2 separate regions of the Mus musculus genome follow, and region 2 is linked to region 1. The links are chromatin loops, found by intact Hi-C in ENCODE. Cell type or tissue: heart. All regions are shown on one strand. Links, peaks and the distances in the headings refer to the core of each region. The heading gives the core; the rest is flanking DNA. Region 1 overlaps Zscan22 (zinc finger and SCAN domain containing 22). Region 2 overlaps Mzf1 (myeloid zinc finger 1).

Evidence for each region. A loop is a pair of places that touch in the nucleus more often than their neighbours do. Peaks named below come from ENCODE experiments on the same cell type or tissue, not always from the same donor. Only the 100,000 strongest peaks of a DNase experiment are listed, where the experiment ranks them.
Region 2: it touches region 1 in a loop (5-fold over the local background); 13 of 42 quality-filtered maps call a loop at or near these places.

Annotation. Positions count from the first base shown.
Region 1 is chr7:12,905,242-12,912,992 of GRCm38, reverse strand. Zscan22 (zinc finger and SCAN domain containing 22) reads right to left here. Exons shown (of 3, transcript NM_001290436.1): 3 at 3,910-6,759. The coding sequence ends at 5,672. Among named protein-coding and RNA genes, the nearest start is that of Zscan22, 11 kb to the right of the region's middle. In heart, for the core only: a CTCF peak has its summit at 3,391 (motif pointing left); DNase peaks (open chromatin) are centred at 2,512 and 3,292; H3K4me3 peaks cover 1,256 bases; H3K27ac peaks cover 1,376 bases.
Region 2 is chr7:13,042,914-13,050,664 of GRCm38, reverse strand. Mzf1 (myeloid zinc finger 1) reads left to right here. Exons shown (of 6, transcript NM_145819.2): 6 at 5,965-7,751. The coding sequence ends at 7,397. Among named protein-coding and RNA genes, the nearest start is that of Mzf1, 8.0 kb to the left of the region's middle. In heart, for the core only: a CTCF peak has its summit at 4,346 (motif pointing right); no DNase peak of the experiment used is centred there; H3K4me3 peaks cover 743 bases; H3K27ac peaks cover 455 bases; H3K27me3 peaks cover 1,803 bases.

The sequences.
Region 1 (7,751 bases), core at 1,260-6,259:
GCTTCCAGTACCTCTAGACATGAACAACTGTACCCTAGAAAACAGAACTGTCCCCAGGTTGAGAACCACAGATTTACATAAATTTACTTACTTAGGAAAATGGGAATAGGCAATATTAAAAATGTAAGACTAGCCGGGCGTGGTGGTGCACGCCTTTAATCCCACCACTCGGGAGGCAGAGGCAGGTGGATTTCTGAGTTCGAGGCCAGCCTGGTCTACAACATGAGTTCCAGGACAGCCAGGGCTATACAGAGAAACCTTGTCTTGAAAAACCAAAAAAAAAAAAAAAAAAAAGTAAGACCAGCATTAAATACTGGAATCACAAACATAAATACCAGGACAACTGGGTGTGTGGCTTTCCTTGCTCAAAGGATTATTGGCAAATTGGCTTAGCAGGTAAATACTTAGTATGATGGCCTGAATTTGATAGTGTGAACTTACATGGTGGTAGGAGAGGATCAACTCCCACAAGTTTCTCCTACCTCCACAGGTGCTCTAGGGTTCTAGGGCCTATCGTGTGTGTGCCGCTACCTTCCACTAAATAAATATAAAATATAAAATAGAACAACGAACCCATAAATGAATGATTGGAGTCGGCCATGGATGCATACGTAGTCACAGGGCTTAGGAAGCTGTGGCAGGAGGATGATGAGTTTGAGGGTAGCATAAGATAAAGAGGGTTACTCTGTTTTAGAAACCCAGCAGGGGGGTGGGGAGGTAGGAGAGGAGAGGAGACAAAGCTCTTCCCCAAATGCTCCATGAGCAGTTTCCTGTTTGCCAGAGTGACAAAGTATAACAGATAAAAACAACACACAGAAGTCAGAATTCCAAAATGAGTCTTTACTAAGATGAAGACAGTGTGTGTTACTAGGGAAACGAATACAGATGCAAGGTGGTGTCTTCTAACCACCTGGCCTACTGACTTCAGCTTCTCCTTGTCTTATAGCTTTTTTTTTTTTTTTTGGTTTTTCGAGACAGTGTTTCTCGGTGTAGCCCTGGCTGTCCTGGCTGTCCTGGAACTCACTTTGTAGACCAGGCTGGCCTCGAACTCAGAAATCCGACTGCCTCTGCCTCCCAAGTGCTGGGATTAAAGGCGTGCACCACCACGCCCAGCATCTTATAGCTTTCAAAATGCTTTTTGTGTGTGTGTGATTTTTATTTTTATTTTAGAAAAGTTATTTATTTAATGCATGAGTGCTCTGTTGCATATACCTCAGCCTGCCTGAAGAGGCATCAGATCCCCCTATAGATGGTTGTGAGCCACCATGTGGTTGCTGGGAATTGAACTCATGACTTCTGGAAGAGCAGCCAGTGCTCTTAGCCATTAAGCCATCTCACCAGCCCTTATTTTATTTTATTTTAAGTTGGTGTGTATTTTTCTTGAATGTATGGATACCATATGCCTGCTTGATGCTCATAGAGGTATCATAAGTTGATAATGGATTCCTGTAACTGGAGTTATGAATGGTTGTGATCCACCATGAAGGTGTTGGAAAACATACCCATGCCCTCTGGAAAAGCAGCCAGTGCTTTTAACCACTGAGCCATCTCTTTAGGCCCAGCTCTCAATATTCTTAGCCAGTCTGGGCTATATGAGATCTTGTTTCAAAACAACAAAATCAGATGAAGGTAAAAATTATAGGATAGATGGAGGATGTTATGAAAACCAACAAAAGGCAGTTGGCTTGACCAGGTCATTCTATCCAAGACCAGGAGAATAGGTTTCACACCACGGGGCGAGGGTTGGTTCTTCTTCATGCAGGATGCACATATAGTTACCGAGTGAACTTTGATACTCAGTGGTCAATTCCACTTCTAGAGCCAGGATTTCACTAGCCTGGAGGGTGGCACACTCACTGGGACATTTTAGGGCTTTTCAATAGTCTTTCAACATGGGCTGGAGTGATGGCTCAGTGATTAAGAGCACTGACTGCTTTCAATTCTCAGCAACCACAAAGTGGCTCACAACCATCTGTAGTGGGATCTGATGCCCTCTTCTGGTGTGTCTGAAGACAGTGCAATGTACTCACACACATAAAATAAATAATTTTTTTTTTTTTTTTGAGTTTTTCGAGACAGGGTTTCTCTGTGTAGCCCTGGCTGTCCTGGAACTCACTCTGTAGACCAGGCTGGCCTCGAAATCAGAAATCCACCTGCCTCTGCCTCCCAAGTGCTCAAGTGCTGGGATTAAAGGAATGTGCCACCACTGCCTGGCAAAATAAATAAATCTTAAAAAAGAAAAAAAAAGTCTTTCAACGTTAACTTGAGCTTGGTGGGAGAGTGGTAGACCGTTTCTGCGGTTACTATCTCCTTACTAAGGAAGGTTAATAGCCCACTGGGGAGTGGGGGTGGGAGGTGCGTCTAACTCTGTTGCCATAACACAGGAGGGATGTAATAGTACTACGTTTCCCACGAGGCCTTGCGCTGTGCCCCTACCCCGCTTTTGGTCCCGTCCCAACACTTAAGAGACGGAGGGGAAAAGGATGTGTCCGCTTCTGGTTTCGAGCTGGAAGCCACCGATGAGAACGAGACATTCTGCCTAGTCCTGCAGCTCTGGTCTCCAAGACGGAGTCCTTCAGGCCCTTAATGGTGCTGCCATTCCTTCCCGGACCGTAAGATTAGGGAAGAGATAAGAAACAGCACACTTCCGGTTCCTGCCTTTCCCTACAGTTCTGCAGCGTTTTCTCTTTGCCTATCTAGTTCCGTGCAGATCTGACGCCTTCCTGGATCCTATAGTGGCTGGGAGACTGAAACTCATGAAGGGAGCCCAACCTATTACCAGTCATGGTAGTCTAAGGCTCTTAGAGCCGAGCACACTTCTTGGCGTACGCCGGGACATTACCCACTTTCCAGGCCTTTGTAACTTGCTGTTTCCCTTTCCAGTCGGCTTAAGGCATTTTCTGTCTGCTTCAATGTCCTCACCTCAAAGAGGCTGGAGGAACCTATTGCCTCCCTCCCTGAAAGTTCTAGAGCTAGTCTCAGGAACATGTCCTTCAGGTCATTTCTTTCTTAAATGTTTCTTGGCTGCTTTTCCCATAAGGGTAGCGTCTGACACTGTAGCTCCAAGTGTCCATTGAGAGACAATGAAGACACACACACATGTGCAGAAGGGACTCGCGCCTGCACAAAAAGGACAGCCGTATCCTGTCCTACATAGCCCCCATAGCCAGCCTAGGCTGAAGCTTGGGAACAGTCAGTAGGGGTGAAGATGGCCCGTGACCAGACAGGTGGGGTAGCCTTGGACTAGGCAATTTTGTGTAAACCACCAACCTATTGTGGTGCTTCTGCTCTACAGATAGACTCAAGGGCTTGATAGCAGGTTTCCTTCCGTGCTTGCCTGCAGCTAATTTTCAAGCCCTGTGTAAAAACAGCTACAGACCAGCGCCCCCTAGTGTTATCACCCTTTGTGAAAAGTTGGGTCTTCACCTTACTGCTAGAGCTCCTGTAGGTCTAAATGTATGGATTCCTCAGCCCACAGGGGCAGGTGGCATTGTATGGAACAGGCAATCTTAGGTATTGAGATTTCTCAGTCCTCCAATGTAGCCTGTGTTACAGCTCTTGGTGCTGGGTCTGACAGCCTTGGAACTAAAGGCTTCATAGCTGTTATAGAGATCAGAGCCCAGTAGGTGCCAGTGAGTCTGGCTTGACCTTCTGTGAAAAGGAGATCCGTGAGTCTGAACTTTGTGTTTACACATTGTTTCCAAACTGCCTCATGGCACAGCTGCACCACAGATACAGGAATCTGCAGCCCTACAAACTGGGGAAGGTTCTTAGTCCTATCTAAATACTCTTCATCTGGCACCTCTGGAACAGCCCTATGTTTGGCCTGCCTGCAATGTGAACCTTTGCTTGGAGGACTCCCTCCACTGGCAACACAGAAGGAAATGCAGATGTTGGAGAAGCCCAATTGGTATGCAGTCCCTGCCCATGTGGTAGGATTTTATTACTTTTTATTGAAATATTCCAATCTGCAGTTATCCTGGGGGTGGGAGTGGGGTCTGTTTGTGTAGTCAATGAGGTGAAGCCACAAGAGGAGACATGGAAGGCTCAGGAAAACAAAATGTATTAAGCTAATGGATGTAAATATAGTAGCTCACGTATATTCATGACTGAAAAGAAAACCTTGTGAAGTCAGGAGGCCCAGGAGCCAGGGGATTGTCTTTCTGAGGGAAAGGAAAGCAAAGTTAACAGGTTGAGTTTAGGACTGGCAGAGTGCTGGCATCCTCTAAATCCGTGGTACCCAGGGCTACAGGCCCTGAGGCAAGGAAGGCTCAGTATAGCAATGTTTTGTTTTGACCACTGAAGCTGGACTTACATGGGCACAGGGGCTCTTCCATAAATGTCTCTATGAAGGAAACGTGGGGTGGAGGACAGTGACTACCTAAGGGAGGTATTGGTCACACTCACCCTAGAGATATTGGGAAGGGTTAGCTGTGCACTGTGTCCACAGCATAAGATACTTTGGGAGCATTGGCCTATGCATTGTTTAAGAAGTGTAAGCACAATGACATGGTAAAGAGGTTTAAGATAGTTAATAATGGGGTACCCCAGAAGCAAGAGTGTGTCAGGCAAAATAAGGCCAGGTCAAAGTGTTTAGGGAAGCTTTTCAAGGACATCTGAGACATCATAGAGGAAAGAAGGCACACAGGTGGGGGATGTATGGCTGACATGTGGAAGGTGAAGGCTACAAGGAGTGGAAGAGGCAAGAGGAAGCCAGGTCTGGAGCAAACATAAGACAACAGACAAGGAGTGTAGTTTGCCCAACAGGCAGACCAGTACTTTGAAATCACTTTCACACACTGTGCTCAAAGACAGATGACAACATTCCTTTGACAACATTTCAGGATACCTAGAGTAATTGCTTGGACCAAAATGACATATATCCTGACATGCTTGTTTGTTGAAGAGGTGACTCACTGACAACATATTGTGTCATGGAATGATTCACTGTGATCTGGGTAGCAGAAAGAGATGCGCCAGGAAGAAAGTGGGTGGGGATGGAATGAAGGCAGGAAGAGGTGAGAAAGGAGAGCCCTGATAAAAATCCAGTGGGAGGCCCAAGGTGAGCTCACAGGAGGTGATACTGCAGGAGGGGCTAGATTAGAGATGAGCCTGCGGTGAATCCACAGGGCTGGAGCCTGAGATGTGGAAGGAAGACGTGGGAGGAGAAGACAGACACTGTGGATTAAAGCAGGGAGAACATGAGAGGGATAGCATGGAGAGGCAGCCTCCCAAGTCTGTCTTGGAGTTAGGCATAAAGTAATATTGTGGGGAAGCAGGTACGAAGGCACAGAGTGGGCCATTCTAGGCTGACCAGCAAGGAACCGGCAAGAACAGTAACTATGTGAGAACCTGAAGCTTGGGGTCTTCCTGCCTCGAGGATCTTGGGGCATCTGAGCCTGGAAAGACACCTGGCTTTACTTGCTCTGGTTCCAAGAAATAATGCAGATCATCAGTTTAGTATCTTCTCTCTGGGACCAGCCTGAGTGGGATACAGAGGGCAGTAGGAAGCTTCTAGAAGCTTCACCAATTGGTCTGAATCCGTGTTCATTAGGGGATTTCCTCTGGGACCTCAAATGTAGAGGTGTTCCCAGATAACCCCTTAGACACTGGGTAGCACAATTATCAGATTTCTTAGATGTCAATCCTCTCAGGGAGGCTGTGCTGTACTCTAAGGGGTGCTTCGAGTCACGGTGATATGGATCTTTAGGTGCACCATGAGAGCTGAGCTGCGGCTAAAAGCTTTCCCACAGTCACTGCATTTATAAGGCTTTTCACCTGTGTGAGTGCGCTGGTGCTCAATGAGGGAGGAGCTTTGTGCGAAGGCCTTCGGGCAGTCCTTACATTGATAAGGCTTCTCTCCAGAGTGGACTCTCAGGTGCCGGACCAGAGCTGAACAGTCACTGAAGGCTTTCCCACACACATCACACCTGTAGGGCTTCTCCCCGGTGTGGATGCGCTGGTGCTGTGTCAGGTGGGTGCTCTGGCTGAAGGCTTTGCCGCAAGTATCACACTCGTAGGGCCGCTCGCCTGTGTGTACTCGCTGGTGCTGCGTGAGGTGGGTGCTGCGGCTGAAGGTTTTACCACATTCCTCACATTTATAAGGCTTCTCCCCAGTATGAATCCTCAGGTGCTGTGTCAGGTGGGCAACGCGACTGAAGGCTTTACCACACTCTTTACACGCATGGGGCTTTGCTCCTGTGTGAACAACCTGGTGTTGGACAAGGTGGGTGCTCCGACTGAATACCTTCCCACACTCAGTACAGGCATAGGGCGTCTTCTGAGAGTGGCTCTTCTGGTGGGCCTCCAGAGCTGAAGTGTTCTGGAATGTTTTCAAACATTCACTATCCTTGGAGGATTTCTTCTCTGAGCAAGTATCTGGAGGCACTGTCTCATTATCAAGTAATGGGCCAAATTTCTCCTCTGAAGAAGCCTTGTCTTGGGAAGGGAAGTTGGGCCACATGTTGGAACCGTTTCCTGAGGTGTTAGACTCATGGCCAGGCTGGTCTTTGGGGGCATCCATGTGAGGCCCCAGAGCTTTTCTGAAATCCATCTCTTGGGCAGTAGACTTCATCCAGAGTGCTCCTAGGAATTCTGGCTGGCTCTCTGAGTGGCTCTCAGGTTTACAAGTGTGGGCAAGGGTAGATTTTGGCAAAACGCTTCCCATGACAGTTTCAGTCGCCATTTTTGGTGGCTCCAATTCATCTGTATTGCTCTGTTTGCAACTTGCCTCTTCACGTTCCACTCCTGGCTCCCATCCTGGAATTAAATCAAAAAGCACTCTGTTATTTTTTTCACCATGGATCACCACATAAGCCTCTTCATCTGCTTCAGGCCCAGCTCATTTACTCTGAAAGGGAAGATGTGGATCACTCTTCTCTCATGGCCTCATTTCCAAAAGGAAGTTTCCCCTTTGGGGTCTTGGGTAAGAAAAAGAATTCAGGCTTGTCCTCTTATATGACCTTAAACTGCCTCGTGATTCTGATTTTTTCCACCCTCAACCAAACCATCCATTTTGCCAAGGCTCCTGATCTGGCTAAAACGCCAAAAGGAAAAGCTTTCATGTGGACAAGATCAGAATGAAACAAGAGTGAAGGGAGCCGGTCCTTGTCAGGCACCTGTGCATCTCCTCCCTGCAGTCGCGGGTAGACCACTGGGAGTCTAGGCTCTGTCCCTTAAACGCTGCAGCTGTCTTTGGGAATAGTGGCCAAATGAGATCAGTCGAGATGCTTGTGACTGTCATTTCTCACAGCAGAATTTAGACATTGTGGAGAGTGGGTGATCTGCTTCTGAAGCTCCAAGTCACAGGAGGGAGAGGCACACCTGCACTGACCAGTTCTTCATAGGTACAAAGGGTATCTGACCATACTACATCTGGCAACATTTACAGATGAATCCTAGGGATGAGTCAGAGAAGGATGCAATAGTTATTGTTCTAGTGTACAGTTGGGCTGAGTGGACTCACAGTGCTCTAACCCCATACTTTGAGCTGCCAAGTGGTCAATCCTTAAACAACACTGCCATCATATGGACCTCAGTTTGTGCTAGTACTTGCCTGCCAGGGTTGCTGGTTTATATCAGGGTTTTGTTATGTGCTACATTCCAAGTGCAGTGTGTAACTTCCACTGACTCATTTCCATTCCAGGAGATACTCAGTGGCTCCACTGTAGATGAGAGACTGAGGTGCTGAGTCCCTGGTATAAGATCACATGATTGGCTTGGCACTGTCATGCATGCCTTTTGTCGCAGCA
Region 2 (7,751 bases), core at 1,530-6,529, 140 kb before region 1:
ATGTGATGGCTCTGGGATGGTCCTCTAGTGTTATCACACCAATTTTCCACCCCCTTTGTTGTGTGTGAGTTTCAACATGTGTTGTGTGTCACAGCACGCACATAGAGTTGGGATGACAAACTGCAGGAGTCAGTTTTCTTTCTCCACAGTGTGGCTCCTCAGGTTCCAGCTCAGGTCATCATGCTTGGCAGCACCCTAAGGCAGAAAAGAGCATCCAGCATAAGCGCCTGCTGCTGCCGCCTCAGAATTCACCTGCCCTGACCAGCACTGCTTGTGTTGCACAGGGACCACTTTGTCCTGCTTGGACCCCGCTTCCCTCTTCATCCACAGCTCCAGTCTCTCAGCTCTCTTGCAGGCACATTGGCAGCACTGCTTCGGGCCCCCCCACCCCCACCCCCCGGCTGCTTCCTCCTCCTCCGGCTGCTCTTGCTGTAGACAACCATACCTCTTGCTTTCAAGCATCAATTCATCTTCTCCTCCATGATTCCTGGCATGCCCCTTGGCCACTTGTTTCATCCTCCAGCTGTGCCTTTTGTGGCAGATGGAGTTTTGGTTATTTAGAGAAGGGTCTACTATATCCTAGGGTGGCTTGGAACTCAGTATGTAGCTGAGATTGACCTTGAACAAATGATGCTCCTGACTCTACTTACCAAGTGCTGGGATTACAGGAGTAGGATACCTCTCCTGGTTTATGCAGTGTTGGGATTAGAACGGCTTCATGCATGCCACCAGCATTTTACCAGCTGAGACAAATCCCCAGCCCTATTAGTGATTTTGGTGGTGGTGATGTGGTGTGTTTGTTTGTGTGTATATGTGTTTATACACACATGTACCAGGGATTAAGCCCTAGACTTTTGCACATGCTAAACGTGCACTCTATTATTAGAGTTATACTCCCAGAGATTGTTTTAGTACTTAATTATGATGCTATTTTAAATGTTTAAATGGTTAAGAGCACTGACTGAGTTCAAATCCCAGCAACCACATGGTGGCTCACAACCATCTGTAATGAGATCTGATGCCCTCTTCTGGGGTGACTGAAGACAGCTACAGTGTAATTACATATAATAAATAAATCTTAAGAAAGAAAGAAAGAAAGAGAGAGAGAGAGAGAGAGAGAGAGAGAGAGAGAGAGAGAGAGAGAGAGGAAGGAAGGAAGGAAGGAAGGAAGGAAGGAAGGAAGGAAGGAAGGAAGGAAAGAGCCTGTCTTCATAGAGCTATTCTACTAGCTGCTTTGAGTAGCAGTATGTACTCGTGTGTGCAGTCAAGCAACATCTCAGTGTCCTGGAGTCCCTGCATTTGGGATGAATCCTGGCTAGCTACAGCCTAGCCTAGAAGCAGTAATGATTTGACTTATCCTGAGTCAGAAGGCTCAGCAGAACCATCCTTTCTAAATCAGCATCAACACTTTGCAGCTAGGGCTTGTCCTACATAGTTAGCAGGTAGTAGTCCTGCTCATATGAAACCAGCCTGCCAGGAGGCAAAAGCAAGCTAATTTCACAAAGCTATATGAGCTCAGGACAGTAGCCATAGTTAATGCATTCACATGGTGACAACTCCAAATGGTATACAAAGAGTACAACAGTGTAGTGCAGCCGGGCGGTGGTGGCGCACTTGGAAGGCAGAGGCAGGTGAAATTCTGAGTTCCAGGCCAGCCTGGTCTACAGAGTGAGTTCCAGGACAGCCAGAGCTACCCTGTCTCGAAAAAAACAAACAAAACAAAAAAACAGTGCAGTGCCCCATCAGTTTCCAGCAGTCAACATGACAGGTTCTGTCTGTGCCTTCCAGAAAGAGTCTGTATGCCACGGAGCAGACACAATATAATCATGCACTGCGTAGCAGTGGTTAGTCAGCCCAGGCCACAGACAACAATTATCTCAGTGTATTGCCAAAGCTCCATATGGTGCTGCACACCTAGCATTTGGGAGGTGGAGGCAGGAGTTAGGCAGACGCTAGAGGATTGTATGTCTTCAAAGCCAGCTTGTACTGTAATGTGAGAGCCTGCCTCAAAAATTAGGGCTGGCAGCCGGGTGTGCTGCCTTTAATCCCAGCACTCGGGAGGCAGAGGACAGCCTGGGCTACAGAGTGAGTTCCAGGATAGCCAAGGCTACACAGAAAAAAAAAAAAAAAAGTTAGGGCTGGCAAGATGGCTCAAGAAGAAAGAGGGCTTGCTCCTGAACCACAACTTGAGTTCAATCTCTGCGACCCACATGGTGGAAGGAGAAAATCACTTCCTATAAGTTGTCTTCTGACCTCCACATATTGTATCATGGAAGACATGTGGCCATATATATATTTATATCCACAGCAAAAATAATTATTTTAATGTAAAAATCAAAACCACTTGACAACACCTTTCTGTAGAGTTGTCCCTTTAGTTAACCAACATATACCTGTACAGCCAGGTGCTCAGTAGCCTTTTATGAACACAGGTGTAGGGTGAAACACTGTTTCAAAAATACACAGCAAACCAGAAATGGCAGCACAAGATTATAGGCCCTTAATCCCAGCACTGGGCAGTCAAAGGCAAGCAGATTTCTGTGGATTTAAAGACAACCTGGTCTACCTAGCAAGTTCCAGACCAGCCAGGGCTACATAGACCTGTTGATTTATACCAAAAATAAAAAAGCAGAAAGATGAAAATGGTTTTTTTGTTTTTGTTTTTTTAATGGAGCTGGAGAGATGGCTCAATGGTTAAAAATACAGGTTGCTCTTCAGGGGACATAGGTTTGATTCCCAGTGCCCACATGGTAGCTCAAAAATGTCCCAGAGAATCTGGCTGGCCATTGCAGGCACTGCACACACATAGTACACAGACATACATACAGGCAAAACACCAATACATATATAAATTTTAAAAATTTAAAGATGAAAGGATTTTTGTTATTTGGAGTGTGTGTGTGTGTGTGTGTATGTGTGCGTGCGGTTTTTTTAGTTTGATTTCTTTCTTTGTTGTTGTTTTTCTCTAGGTATTCAGGGATTCTTGATCCTACTTTTACTCAGAACTGGTATCAAATTTATGTTAGTCTTTCTGCCTCAGACACCAAAAGTATCTGGGATTATAGGCATGCACAACTATGCACTGGCAAGAAAAAAAAAACAAAAAGAAAATGTTTAAGGGGCCAGAGAGATTGCTCAGCAGATGAGAGAGCATACTGTTTGCAGAGGCCTGAAATTGTATTCCTAGCACCCAGGTCAGGTAGCTCACAACTCCCTGTACATCTAGTTCCAGGGGCCCCCCGATCCTCTCTTCTGAGCTCTGACTTCACTGCATTCACATGCTCATAGACATACACATATATGGAGACATAGTGGTGCACACCTTTAATTCTAGTACATGGAGCCTGAAGAGTTCTATGAATTTGAGGTCAGCCTTGTCTAAATGATGAGTTTCAGGCAAGCCAGGGCTATACAGACCCTATCTCAAAATAAAAACAGTGTTTTAAAATGAACAACTCTGGAGCTGGAAAAAATGAATGAATGAATGCCTCGGAAACCATCTTTTTTTTTTTTTTTCTTTTTGGTTTTTTGAGACAGGGTTTCTTTGTATAGCCCTGGCTGTCTTGGAACTCACTTTGTAGACCAGGCTGGCCTTGAATTCAGAAATCCGCCTGCCTCTGCCTCCCGAGTGCTGGGATTAAAGGTGTGCGCCACCATGCCCAGCTCAAAAAAAAAAAAAAAAAATATATATATATATATATATATATATATTTTTTTTTTTTTTGAGACAGGGTTTCTCTGTGTAGCCCTGGCTGTCCTGGAACTCACTCTGTAGACCAGGCTGGCCTTGAACTCAAAAATATATTTTTAATGAACAAGCCAGACATAGTGACACACACCTTTAGTCCCAGCACTTGGGAGGTTGGAGGCCACTGGTTTGCATAGTGAGTTCTAAGACAGCCAGGGATGCATAGTGAGACTCTGTCTCGAAAATAAATAAATAAATAAGAACAAGCCTTGCTTGGCGAGATGGTTCACCAGAATCCCCATGGTGAAAAGACCAAAGCCTCCAGACAGTCCTCTGACCTCCACGTGTGTCCTGTAGCATAAGTGCACACACACACCAATAAACAAGCGATAGGTTTTAAATGTGTATTATAAGGGGGGGATGGGAGCAAGAGAGAGGGTGCTCAGTGGTTAAGAGTGTTAGCTGCTTTTCAGACCCACTTCAGGAAGTTCACAGGGGATCTGATGCCCTCTGACCTCCTAGGGTATCTGAATACACATGGTGACACAAACTCATACAGTCACATATACATATAATATATATATGTATGGCTCGTGGATGCCCAAATGACCTTATTCTGTTCCTGTTTTCATGCCATATGCTTTGCAAACACCAGGGGTCACCACAGGACTTCAGACAGCTCTGTAGACTCCTGGCTCACCGTGGTCACTCCTTTGTCAACAGTTCTTTTGGATTGCTTCTCATTAAGGACTGGAAAACTCTTTTCATAGATCATTAACACAAGGAGGGACACAACTACTAGACAGGAGTACTTAAAAGTGGAATTCCTGGGACAGTGTAGAACACTGTTTTAATGTTTATGAGGTTGTTTTGGTTTTGGTTTTTAGGATAGTATCTTATATAACCCAACTGGCTTTGAACTTGATTTGTTTGTTTGACAACCTTGAACTTCTATCTCTGTCCCTCAGAGTCTGGGATTGGAAATACTTACCATCAGTGCCCTGAGCATTTACTATTTTGATTCAGTTTTCCAACCCAACATGTGTTGCACCAGCAATGCATGCAAACACTTAAGATTTTGGTAACAAGGCTAGAGAGATGGCTCAGCAGTTAAGAGCACACTGGCTTTTCTTGCTGTTCCCAGCACCCACGTATCAGCATACAATCATCTGTAATTCCAGTGTCAGGAGATCCAGCCTCCTCGTCTGGCCTTCTCAGGCACTCAAGCCACCTGGTCGAACACGGTGAGCAGACATACATGCAGCCACAAAAAAGGGGGGGGGGGGTGACTCAATGGTAGAATATTTGCCTAGGACCTGAGACCTCCTGGGTTCAAGTCCCATCTCTGGAAAAAAATAATTGCTGAGAACCAGAAACAGAGTGTCAATTCAGCCCTACTGTGGATTTTTCAAAGCAGCCACTAGCATATTCTATGGAGTTTAAACAATTAGTTACTTTTTTTTTTTCTTTCACATTCACATCCTTCCACAGTGTGGCTGGCTGTCAGGTCACTGTTGATTTATGGGATCTCTGTAGTAAATTAATTAGCCCTTCATCTCTGGAGAGTTGTTAGGTTGGCTTTGGATTCTGATTTCCTTTGATGTATTCAAATTTATCTTCCTTCCTTTTGGTGCTTCCTGGATTTTCTGTCACCCATTTTGTCTCCATTCCCAGTAATCTTGGTGGTCACATCATCCCTTGAGTATCCTCTTACACAAGCTCACCCTATAGTCCATTGTGCCTGAGGCTGGCACCTTGGAAGGCTCACTCTGTAGCAAGGACATACTTCTACATAGACAGTTCCCATGTTGATCACATGTAGGTCGTGTTCATCTCACCTCTAACTCCCAAGCCTTCATAGAATCTCCTTGCCTGGGTCATCTCAAGTGTGGCAAGTCTAAACCCAAGGCTAAAGAACTACATTATTGTAATGCTGCCTGTGATGTCACCTCTGGCTTTTATTGAATCTACATTCTTCTCTGCATTTTCCAAGACCCTCATTGGCCACCTAAACTGGGCCCTCCTGTCACCCCAGAATTCTTCCAAAAAGAGGTTCCCACCCCGAATGACTTAAGTCAAATCAGAAAAGCCTTTGCAGACACCTCAGTGTTCCCCTCAGGGTTCTGCCCATCACAAGGAAACCTGTTCAGATAGAGCAGCCACTCTTATCTCCTTTCTGCCTCACCAACCAGTTCCAAGCCTATAGTTCAGGCTCCCAGAGTTCCATGGGTTAGAGCAGAAAGCGAGTCTCTAAAAGAATGGGTCCCGTTGTGCAGGGTTTACGCTGCAGATGGACAGCATCACGGCAGAGCCAGATATGATGAGCCCCCACCTCCATGTCCCCTGGGATCTGGACATGGCTAGCCTCTCTGGACAGATACAGTCCCCTACCACGGAAGGTGGCTTTGCCCATGCCCTTGTACTCCCCAGCGACCCAGGAGGTGAACAGGACCCTGCCTGCGAGGATCCCTGCCCCAGTGTGGGCCCAGCATTGGTGGCGACTCGATGGCATGCCCCAAGGGGCCGGAGCCAGAGCCACCCTCGCTCGGGGACTGGAGCCATGCGAGGCGGCCGCTGCGACGTGTGTGGCAAGGTGTTCAGCCAGCGAAGCAATCTGCTGCGGCACCAGAAGATCCACACAGGCGAGAGACCGTTCGTGTGTGGCGAGTGTGGCCGCAGCTTCAGCCGCAGCTCTCACCTACTGCGCCACCAGCTCACGCATACTGAGGAACGGCCTTTCGTGTGCCGCGACTGTGGCCAGGGCTTCGTGCGCAGCGCCCGCCTGGAGGAGCACCGGCGTGTACACACGGGCGAGCAGCCGTTCCGCTGCACAGAGTGTGGCCAGAGCTTTCGGCAGCGCTCCAACCTACTGCAGCACCAGCGCATCCACGGCGATCCGCCTGGTCCAGCGCCATCCATCCTGCCCCTCGCCGGAGTCCCGGAGCCCCCGGGCCCCTTCCCATGCAGCGAGTGCTGCGAGAGCTTCCCACGACGCGCCGTGCTGCTAGAGCACCAGGCGGTGCACACCGGGGACAAGTCCTTCGGATGCGTGGAGTGCGGCGAGCGCTTCGGCCGCCGTTCGGTGCTGTTGCAGCACCGGCGCGTGCACAGCGGCGAACGGCCCTTCGCCTGTGCCGAGTGCGGCCAAAGCTTCCGGCAGCGCTCTAATCTCACCCAGCACCAGCGCATCCACACTGGAGAGCGGCCCTTCGCCTGCGCCGAATGTGGCAAGACCTTCCGCCAGCGGCCCACGCTCACGCAGCACCTGCGTGTGCATACGGGTGAGAAGCCCTTCGCGTGCCCCGAGTGCGGCCAGCGCTTCAGCCAGCGACTCAAGCTCACGCGCCACCAAAGGACCCATACTGGCGAGAAGCCCTACTGCTGCGGTGAGTGCGGCCTCGGCTTCACGCAGGTGTCTCGGCTCACCGAGCACCAGCGCATCCACACAGGTGAGCGGCCCTTCGCCTGTCCCGAATGTGGCCAGAGTTTCCGGCAGCACGCCAACCTCACCCAGCACCGGCGCATCCATACGGGCGAGCGACCCTACGCGTGTCCCGAATGTGGCAAGGCCTTTCGCCAGCGGCCCACGCTCACGCAGCACCTGCGCACTCACCGGCACGAAAAGCCCTTCGCCTGCCAGGACTGTGGCCGACGCTTCAACCAGAGCACCAAGCTCATCCAGCACCAGCGTGTCCACAGCACTGAGTAGTTGTACAGCACTGAGCTGTGAAAACACTTCACAAGGTTGTTGTGAGGCAGGCATCTCCCAACAGGCCCCAGTAAAGCCTGGGCTTCAGGAGGTGCTCAATAAACACATGATGTCTCCCCAACCTGCACATTTCTTCTGCCCACTTTACCGCTGTTTCCATGCTGGTATAAGCTATGCAAACACGGCTTCCAGGGGAGGCTCCACACCCCCTTCCACAGTAGCACACCTGCTTTCTTGTGGGATATACTCTGTAGCATACCTCTGGCTTATACAGAGGGGATGCCCAGCCTCAGATGGGGAAGAGTAGCCACATTCACAAAGGAGGAAAGGGTTCTCCACGGCTGCCATGGGTCT